2 separate regions of the Homo sapiens genome follow, and region 1 is linked to region 2. Evidence: read pairs that join two places in POLR2A ChIA-PET (ENCODE). Cell type or tissue: IMR-90. All regions are shown on one strand. Links, peaks and the distances in the headings refer to the core of each region. The heading gives the core; the rest is flanking DNA. Region 1 has its middle 37 kb from the start of KANK4. Region 2 overlaps PATJ (PATJ crumbs cell polarity complex component).

Region 1 (4,394 bases), core at 151-4,150, 200 kb after region 2:
GGATGCACAGGATTAGGAGGCAGGAAGGAGGGAGGGGAGGATTTTGGATGGGTTTTGCTGGTGGCGGAGCAGGGAGCGTGGCCACAGGGCACTGAGGGTGCATGCTGCAAAAATACAGCCCCAGGATGGCGCAGCTAGAGAAAGAAACAAGGAATTGATTCAGAATCCACTTTGAGGAAACTGGTCTCCATGGTTGCCTCTGGGGAGAGGAAATGGGAGTCCAGAGGGTAGGCTGAGAAGGAGACATCTCTCTATATCCTTTTGCAACTTCTGGGTATTTTTACCTTGTACACCAATTACCTTTTTTCAGGTTTAAATAAATGGTTTGGGCCTGATGCTGTGGCTTACGCCTGTAATCCCAGCACTTTGGGAGGTGGAGATGGAAAGATATCTTGAGACCAGGAGTTCAAGCCTAGCCTGGGCAACATAGCAAGACCCCATCTCAATTATACTAAAAAATAATAATCATCGTTAAAAAAAAAACAAAACTTTTGGTTTTGGCAGACCAAGCGGTGAGTCTGGTGCCAGAGGAAATCAGGTAGATCCCAAGAGTAAAGGTCAGATTCCTGGCCTTCCTTTCAGGCATGAGAGCAGGACCAGTCTCTGACTGAGGGACCAGCGTTAGTGGCTGTAGCTCTGAGTAATCCTCAAATGGCTTTTTTTTTTTTTTTTTTTTTTTTGAGACGGAGTTTCACTCTTGTTTCCCAGGCTGGAGTGCAATGGCGTGATCTTGGCTCACTGCAACCTCTGCCTCCCAGGGTCAAGCGATTCTCCTGCCTCAACCTCCTGAGTAACTGGGATTACAGGCATGTGCCACCACGCCCGGCTAATTTTACACTTTTAGTAGAGACGGGGCTTCTCCATGTTGGTCAGACTGGTCTCAAACTCACGACTTCAGGTGATCCTCCCGCCTCGGCCTCCCAAAGTGCTGGGATTATAGACGTGGAGTCACCGCGCCCGGCCCAGACAGCTCTTTTACATGAATTTGGTTGAGTAAGTGAATGAGCAATCCAGAGAGCAGATGAGGACAGAATGAGAAGTGGCTGGACACTGGAGCTGGCCAGCTTCCAGGGACATAGAAGTATGCCCCCGAGGTGGACTGATGAGCCAGTGCTGGATCCTAATCTTATGACTTGTGTGACTGGGGCCAGGTGATGTTGCAGGAACAGTGCTGAAACCTCATGTTTTACTGTATTAGTCCATTCTCACATTGCTATAAATAAATACCTGAGACTGGGTAATTCATAAGAAAAGAGGATTAATTGGCTGACAGTTCTTCAGGCTGTACAGGAGGCATAGCAGCATCTGCTATTGGGGAGGCCTCAAGAAGCTTCCAATAACGGGGGAAGGTAAAGGGGTAGCAGGCATATCACATGGTGAAAGCAAGAGCAAGACAGAGCCACAGGGAAGGTGCTATCAGATCTCACAAGAACTCACTCACTATCACAAGGACCACACCCAGGGGATGGTACTAAAACATTCATGTGAAACCTGCCCCCATTATCCAATCACCTCTCACCAGGCCCCACCTCCAACATCAGGGATTACATTTCGATATGAGATTTGGGCGGGGACACATATCCAAACTATATCACTTAGATAGAGTTGTTGTGAGAGTTAAATGAGATCAACATCATGACCATCAAACATTTCTGATGACTTACTATGTGCCTGGCATTGAGCTAATTACTCACATAGTTTAATCCTCACAAAAATCCTATGAGACGATTGCCATTATTATCCCCGTTTTACAAATATAGGAAATAAGGGCCAGGCGAAGTGGCTCACGCCTGTAATCCCAGCACTTTGGGAGGCCGAGGCAGGGAGATCATCTGAGGTCAGGAGTTTGAGACCAGCCTGGCCAACATGGCAAAACCTCGTCTTTACTAAAAATACAAAAAGTAGCCGGGTATGGTACTGGTGTGCCTGTAATCCCAGCTACTTGGGAGGCTGAGATAGGTGAATCACTTGAACCCAGGAGGTGGAGGTTGCAGTGAGCTGAGATAGCACCACTGCATTCCAGCCTGGGTGACAGAGCAAGACTCTGTCTCAAAAAATATATATATAAATAAATAAATAAATAAATAAATAAATAGGAAATAAGGCACAGAGAAGTTTACTGATTTGTCTAAGATCACACAGTAAGAAAGTAGCTAACCAGGATTGAAACCTAGGCTCTCTAACTCCAGAGTTTAGTTTCTATGTGAAATAACTCACTTAGCCCAGGGTGAAACACACATAGAGCATCAGTCAGGGTAGGCCAGGTAATGCTGCAGCAACAAACAATGCTGAATCTCAGTAGCATTCCACACAGAGGTTTATTCCTCACTTATGCCAGATGTCTGGTGCAGGGTGGCAAGTATGGCTCATGAGAGTGACTCATAGACACAGGGGAGGGAGGCTTCAGCTTGAGTGCTTCTGCAATCACTGAAACAGGAGAAGGGCAGGGGAATTCTTTCCATCCAATATGACACATATCACTTCTGCTTTTCTTTCATTTGCCAAAGCTAAGGCAGTGGGGAGGTCAAATTTGACTTTATGTCCTGAAGGCGAGAACCAAAATATTCATTAACAGCCCTAATGATTGCATTTATGCACCCATTGAGTATTGACTGAATTGAAGTCGAATGACTAGTTCAGAGAGAGATGGAGAGAACTCTGTCTCAGCCAGCTGGATTTATAGAGTTTTTGAGAGTTCACAAACATAAGCACTATCAATCCTGCCCTGAAGGCCGCCGGAGGACCACTGCTTCACCATTTCTGTGTGTCAGGCATTTCTCTGAGAGGTCTGCATGTTGCCAAGACACCATAAAGAATTCTGATTACAGGTCAAAGCATCCCAGGAAAATATAATTATTATCTTCCAACCACTGTCATTTATCCGTTCGCCCCATCCCAGACCACCCTTTTGTGATGGCTTTTTCCTTTTGCCCTTTTTATGATTTCTCTTGTCATATTCTTTTATAAACTCACATGAGGCACACACAGAAATATGGCAAACTTGTACACTACAAAATTTTTTTTCTTTCTTTTTTTGAGACAGGGTCTCGCTCTGTCACCCAGGCTGGAGTGCAGTGACATGACCGTGGATCACTGCAGCCTCAAACTCCCAGACCTGAGCAATCCTCCCACCTCAGCCTCCCAAGGTGCTGGGATTATGATTGTGAGCTGCTGCCCCCAGCCAGGAAATTTTCTAAACCATCTGTAAGTGTACATTTCAGTGGCAGTAATTACATTCACAATGCTGTGCAGGCCTCACCACTGTCTATTCCCAAAACATTTTTATCACCCCATATAAAAACCCTGTACCCATTAGGCAATAACTCCTGATTAAGGTAGAAATTTTTATACTCACTTTAAAGATAAGGATATTTAGGATTAAGAACTTTGCCCAGCATTACACAGGAAATAAGTGACAGAGACAGGATTTCTGACTTTGAAGCCAGTGGTCCTCTTGCAGCAGTCAAAGCCTCTCTAGAAGATCCCTATCTGATCACTCATAGAAGGGCAGTGCGGACCATCTATTCGAGGTGGAGTGCGGTTCCTAAACTTGGGAGTGCCCCTTCAGTGGTCTGAGGAATAGACAGTCCTTCATTCACTCAACAGCATTCCAAGACATTACTGAATTACTGAGTGCCTATTAGTACTGGAGATTCAAAGATGAATAAAACTCTATGCTGCAGAAGCTCACAGCTGAGAGAAGTTACCGAGCTGTTGCTCATTTTCTCCAAAATCGTTTCCCTTCTTGTTTAGTAAAAAAACAAACCAATAAAAAAAAAAAAACACAGATTTTTAGCTGGGTTCATGGCTCCCAGGTGCAAGACTACATTTTTCAGTCTCTCTTGTAACTGGCTATGGCTGCGTGACTAAGTTCTGGAAAATGGCCGATGAGCATAAGTGGTATGTGAAACTTCTCGGGGAGTGTTTGCAAAAGACCAGGGAGGAATACCCTTCCTTCTTTACCTCCCCCTTTATCCCACTCCCTACTGTCTAGAATCAAACTGCAATGGCCGGAGCTTGGGCAACCATCTTGGATCAGGAAGGATAACCCATTGACTGAGGATGGAAGAACAACAAGATGGAATAAGCCTTAGTTCTTGACAAGGTGGGGGGTGCTGTGTCATCTTTAGGCTTCATATTTCTCATTTAGAAGAGAAAGAAAACAAGTTTCTATATTATATGTATCTGTTAGTTTTTGGTGAATAACAAACTACTTCAAAGCTAATGGCCTGGCCGGGCAGGGTGGCTCACGCCTGTAATCCCAGCACTTTGGGAGTCCGAAGCGGGCGGCTCGCCTGAGGTCAGGAGTTTGAGACCAGCTTGGCCAACATGGTGAAACCCCATCTCTACTAAAAATACAAAAAATAGCCGGGCATGGTGGTGGTTGCCTGTGA
Region 2 (4,394 bases), core at 133-4,132:
GGAGGTGAAATCTGCAGTGAGCTGTGATCACACCACTGCACTCCAGCCTGGGCAACAGAATAAGTCCCTGTCAAAAAAAAAAAAAAATTAAAAGAAACTTAGGATACCAAAAAGATCACATGAAAATCTATACCTTTCAAAATTCCTGTGGGGGAAATGTGTAACTCAGTATCAGAATTCATTTTAGAAAGACTTCATTAGGCCGGGCACGGTGGCTCACGCCTGTAATCCCAGCACTTTGGGAGACAGAGGCAGGCAGATCACGTGAGGTCAGGAGTTCAAGACCATCCTGGCCAACATGGTGAAACCCAGTCTCTACTAAAAACACAAAAATTAGCTGGGCATAGTGGCAGGTGCCTGTAATCCAAGCTACTCGGGAGGCTGAGGTGGGAGAATCGCTTGAACCTGAGAGGTGGAGGTTGCAGTGAGCGGAGATTACACCATTGCACTCCAGCCTGGATGACAGAGCAAGACTCCATCTCAAAAAAAAAAGTTATCTTGCTCAACTAAGAAATTATTTAATTCAACCCCTCCAGAAATTATTTAATTCAGCCCCTTATAACTCCTACACACCCAAAGTGCCTGCGAATGATCACTGGCACTTTGGGCGTATAGAAGTTGAGAGACTTAGTCAATATGACTAATAGGCTGTCAAGTCCTTCCGTTTTCTTTCAGGTATCCGGTTGAAAACTTAAAAATCCAAGCCAGGAGGGGGATGATGGCTCATGCCTGTAATCCCAGCACTGTGGGAGGCCAAGGCAGGTGGATCACCTGAGGTCAGGAGTTAAAGACCAGCCTGGCCAACATGGCAAAACCCCATCTCTACAAAATATACAAAAATTAGCCGGGCATGGTGGCAGGTGCCTCCAATCCCAGCTACTCAGGAGGCTGAGGCAGGAGAAAGGCTTGAACCTGGAAGGCGGAGGTTGCAGTTAGCCAAGATCATGCCATTGCAGTCCAGCCTGGGCAACAGAGTGAGACTCTGTCTCCAAAAAAAAAAAAAAAAAAAAAAAATAATCCAAGCCAGCCTTAGGTCTTAGTCCCTTCAGCAGCTGAATGTTACCCTAAGCCAATAAGAGATTGACCTAAACACTTCAGCAACTCTAAAAATTTCAGGAGCAGTTTTTCAGAGCCTATGAAATCTGAGCCATGAACTTGGTTGTCACTAGTGTTTTATTTTATTATATTACCACCACGTTGAGTAAATGCCATATGTCATACATTTAATCCTTAGAACAGGCCACAAGGTAGATAGTAGATGCCCATTTTACGGCATCTGAGAAGACTAAGTGACCAACTTGGGACAAATAGCAAGTGAGTAAAGAGCCACAATTACAAAGTAGGTAGAGGTTTTCAAGCCATGCATTTATTTCTTTTTTACCTTTTTCCCTGTAGTCTACAAATGCGGCATTGGTAAAGTAGGAGAGTAGATACATATCAGTAAGTGCTCATCAACCAAGCACTGCAACACTGGAAGAAGTCCAAATCCTAGAAAGTTAAAAAATCATCCTGGCTGGGCACGGACTCATGCCTGTAATCCCAGCACTTTGGGAGGCTGAGGCAGGTGGATCACCTGAGGTCAAGAGTTCGAGACCAGGCCGGTCACGGTGGCTCACACCTGTAATCCCAGCACTTTGGGAGGCCAAGGTGGGCGGATCACGAGGTCAGGAGATTGAGACCATCCTGGCTAACACGGTAAAAAACTCCGTCTCTACTAAAAATACAAAAAATTAGCCAGGCGTGGTGGCGGGCGCCTGTAGTCCCAGCTACTCGGGAGGCTGAGGCAGGAGAATGGTGTGAACCGGCGAGGCAGAGCTTGCAGTGAGCCGAGATTGCACCACTGCATTCCAGCCTGGGCGACAGAGCGAGACTCTGTCTCAAAAAAAAAACAAAAAAAAAGAGTTCGAGACCAGCTTGGCCAACATAGTGAAACTCTGTTTCTACTAAAAATACAAAAATTAGCCGGGCCTGGTGGCAGACGCCTGTAATACCAACTACTTGGGAGGCTGAGGCAGGAGAATCGCTTGAACCTGGGAGGTGGAGTTTGCAGTGAACCGAGATCGCACCATTGCACTCCAGCCTGGGCGACAAGAGTGAAACTCCTTCTCAAAAAAATTTAAAAATTCTTTCCTTGCATTACTAAAAAAGATAAATAGCTTAACATAGTTTTTAAAAAATTAATTTACACAGATATCTGAGATTTACTGAAGCCCTTAAATCTTAGCATGTAAAATTTAATAAAATCAACTTTGCCTAGTAATTCTGATTTTATCCAGTAAAATTACTTGTTTAATTTTGTCTTTAATACAGTTGACACATTACTTTCTTAAAAGATTTGAGTGAAGTTGCAAGTTTTGGGGTTTATTTTTGAGACAGAGTTTACTCTTTTTGCCCAGGCTGAGTGCAATGGGATGATCTCAGCTCACTGCAACCTCCGCCTCCCAGGTTCAAGTGATTCTCCAGCCTCAGCCTCCCAAGTAGCTGGGATTACAGGCATGCGCCATCACATCCAGCTAATTTTTGTATTTTTAGTAGAGACAGGATTTCACCATGTTGGCCAGTCTGATCTTGAACTCCTGATTTCAGGTGATCCTCCTGCCTTGACCACCCAAAGTGCTGGGATTACAGGCATGAGCCACCATGTCCAGCCAGTTGCAAGTTATTAATATTTAGTTTTGATATTTTGCCCACAGTATAGACCTGATTTCGAATACTTTTTTTTTTTTTTTTTTTCCTGAGACAGAGCTCACTCTGTCACCCAGTCTGGAGTGCAGTGGCACTATCTCAGCTCACTCCAACCTCTGCAGGTTCAAGTGATCCTCCTGCCTCAGCCTCCCGAGGAGCTGGGACCACAGGCATAAGCCACCACGCCTGGCTAATTTTTTGTAGAGACAGTTTCACCATGTTGCCCAGGCTGGTCTCAAACTCCTGAGCTCAAGCAATCCTCTCGCCTGAGATTCCCAAAGTGCTGGGATTACAGGCATGAGCCACTGCACCCAGCAGGTTTTGAATATTCTTTATTGCACATTCATTTAGAAATTCCACCATTCTCACGGTTTAGAAAACCTGTCTGATTCCCCAGCACCTCAGGACCTCCAAGCTGCACATGGACACAGATCTCAGGAGCGTTAGTGCCTCCTAGCTCGGCTTCTGATTGAGTCGGTCGAGGGCCAAGTGCCTGTGGGCTTTGGTTGCCCACTGAAGTTTGACCTCATTTAGAGGATTCTTCTGGCACTGACTTTTCAAGGGACTGAAACAGTTACCCCTACAGATGGTGAAACCTCCTGTAAATCATTTTTTAAGGTCTTTTCTTCCCTTACCAGTCCAAAATGTTTCTAGTAATATCGTGGCATTTTTAGATATGCAGCTTTAGAGTGAAAAAACCCTGAAGTTTCACTGGCTTTGTGCCGTTTTGAGGAACTATGCATGACTGAGTATATAATAAAAGTAGTCATTTAGAAACCTATTTAGATGATCAAAGATAAAGTGGAAGGTTTTGAATATATTACAAAATTTTAGAGATGCTACACTCGTATATATTTATATGTAGATAACAGCTTTATTGAGATATAATTCACTTACCATACAATTCACCCATTTAAAGACTACACTTATTTTTGACAGATCACAGTGCTGATAGCTTAATAATGCAATGGGAACTCTGTATAATGGTGGTATTTGCAGTAAGACTAACACCAGATTCAGTTCTATCTGCCTTTTTCTGTATATTACGTTTTCATGAATAGGACATGATATGACATCCAATTCCATTTAATACTAAATAGTGAAATAAGGTTCTACTTGTATTAAAAGCAGTGTATCAGTACATTTCTACTAGTATGTTATTTAGATTATCCATAATTATAGTTACTATTCAACCATTATTATTCAAACAGCATATCTTACTTTTTTCCTAATTTAAAACATTACCTAGAAAAAACTTAATTGGTAGTTTTTAAAGTTACTCTTTTAATATGCACACCAGACAGATGTTAGAGGTTTTAATATCAATTTAATATAAACTGTGTTTTACCCTGGATTAAACTGAAATGTTTCTTGTTTGTAGGGAGCAGCTGCAGATGACGGCCGATTAAAACGAGGGGATCAGATTTTAGCTGTTAATGGCGAGACCCTGGAAGGTGTTACTCATGAGCAAGCAGTCGCCATTCTAAAACACCAGAGAGGGACTGTAACCTTAACTGTGCTGTCATGAGCCTCGGGCCTGATCACAAGATAGATGTTGTTGTTTAGAATATCCACAGGCAGATGAAGTTCTGAGTGGGTATGAAAAGCACCCTCAACTAAAATGCACCTTCATTCTTATTTCTTGCCCTCTCTGCTCAGGAGAAATGGCTGAGGTTTCATGTGAATTTCCCAAATCAACAATCATCTCC

The links. Peaks named below come from ENCODE experiments on the same cell type or tissue, not always from the same donor. Only the 100,000 strongest peaks of a DNase experiment are listed, where the experiment ranks them.
Region 1: POLR2A ChIA-PET joins it to region 2 with 5 read pairs; 2 of 35 experiments call an interaction of 5 or more read pairs at or near these places.

What each region holds. Positions count from the first base shown.
Region 1 is chr1:62,354,235-62,358,628 of GRCh38, forward strand. No RefSeq gene overlaps it. Among named protein-coding and RNA genes, the nearest start is that of KANK4, 37 kb to the left of the region's middle. In IMR-90, for the core only: no CTCF peak of the experiment used is centred there; a DNase peak (open chromatin) is centred at 2,387.
Region 2 is chr1:62,156,842-62,161,235 of GRCh38, forward strand. It overlaps PATJ (PATJ crumbs cell polarity complex component), which reads left to right. Exons shown (of 44, transcript NM_001350145.3): 44 at 4,067-4,394. The coding sequence ends at 4,213. Among named protein-coding and RNA genes, the nearest start is that of L1TD1, 36 kb to the right of the region's middle. In IMR-90, for the core only: no CTCF peak of the experiment used is centred there; no DNase peak of the experiment used is centred there.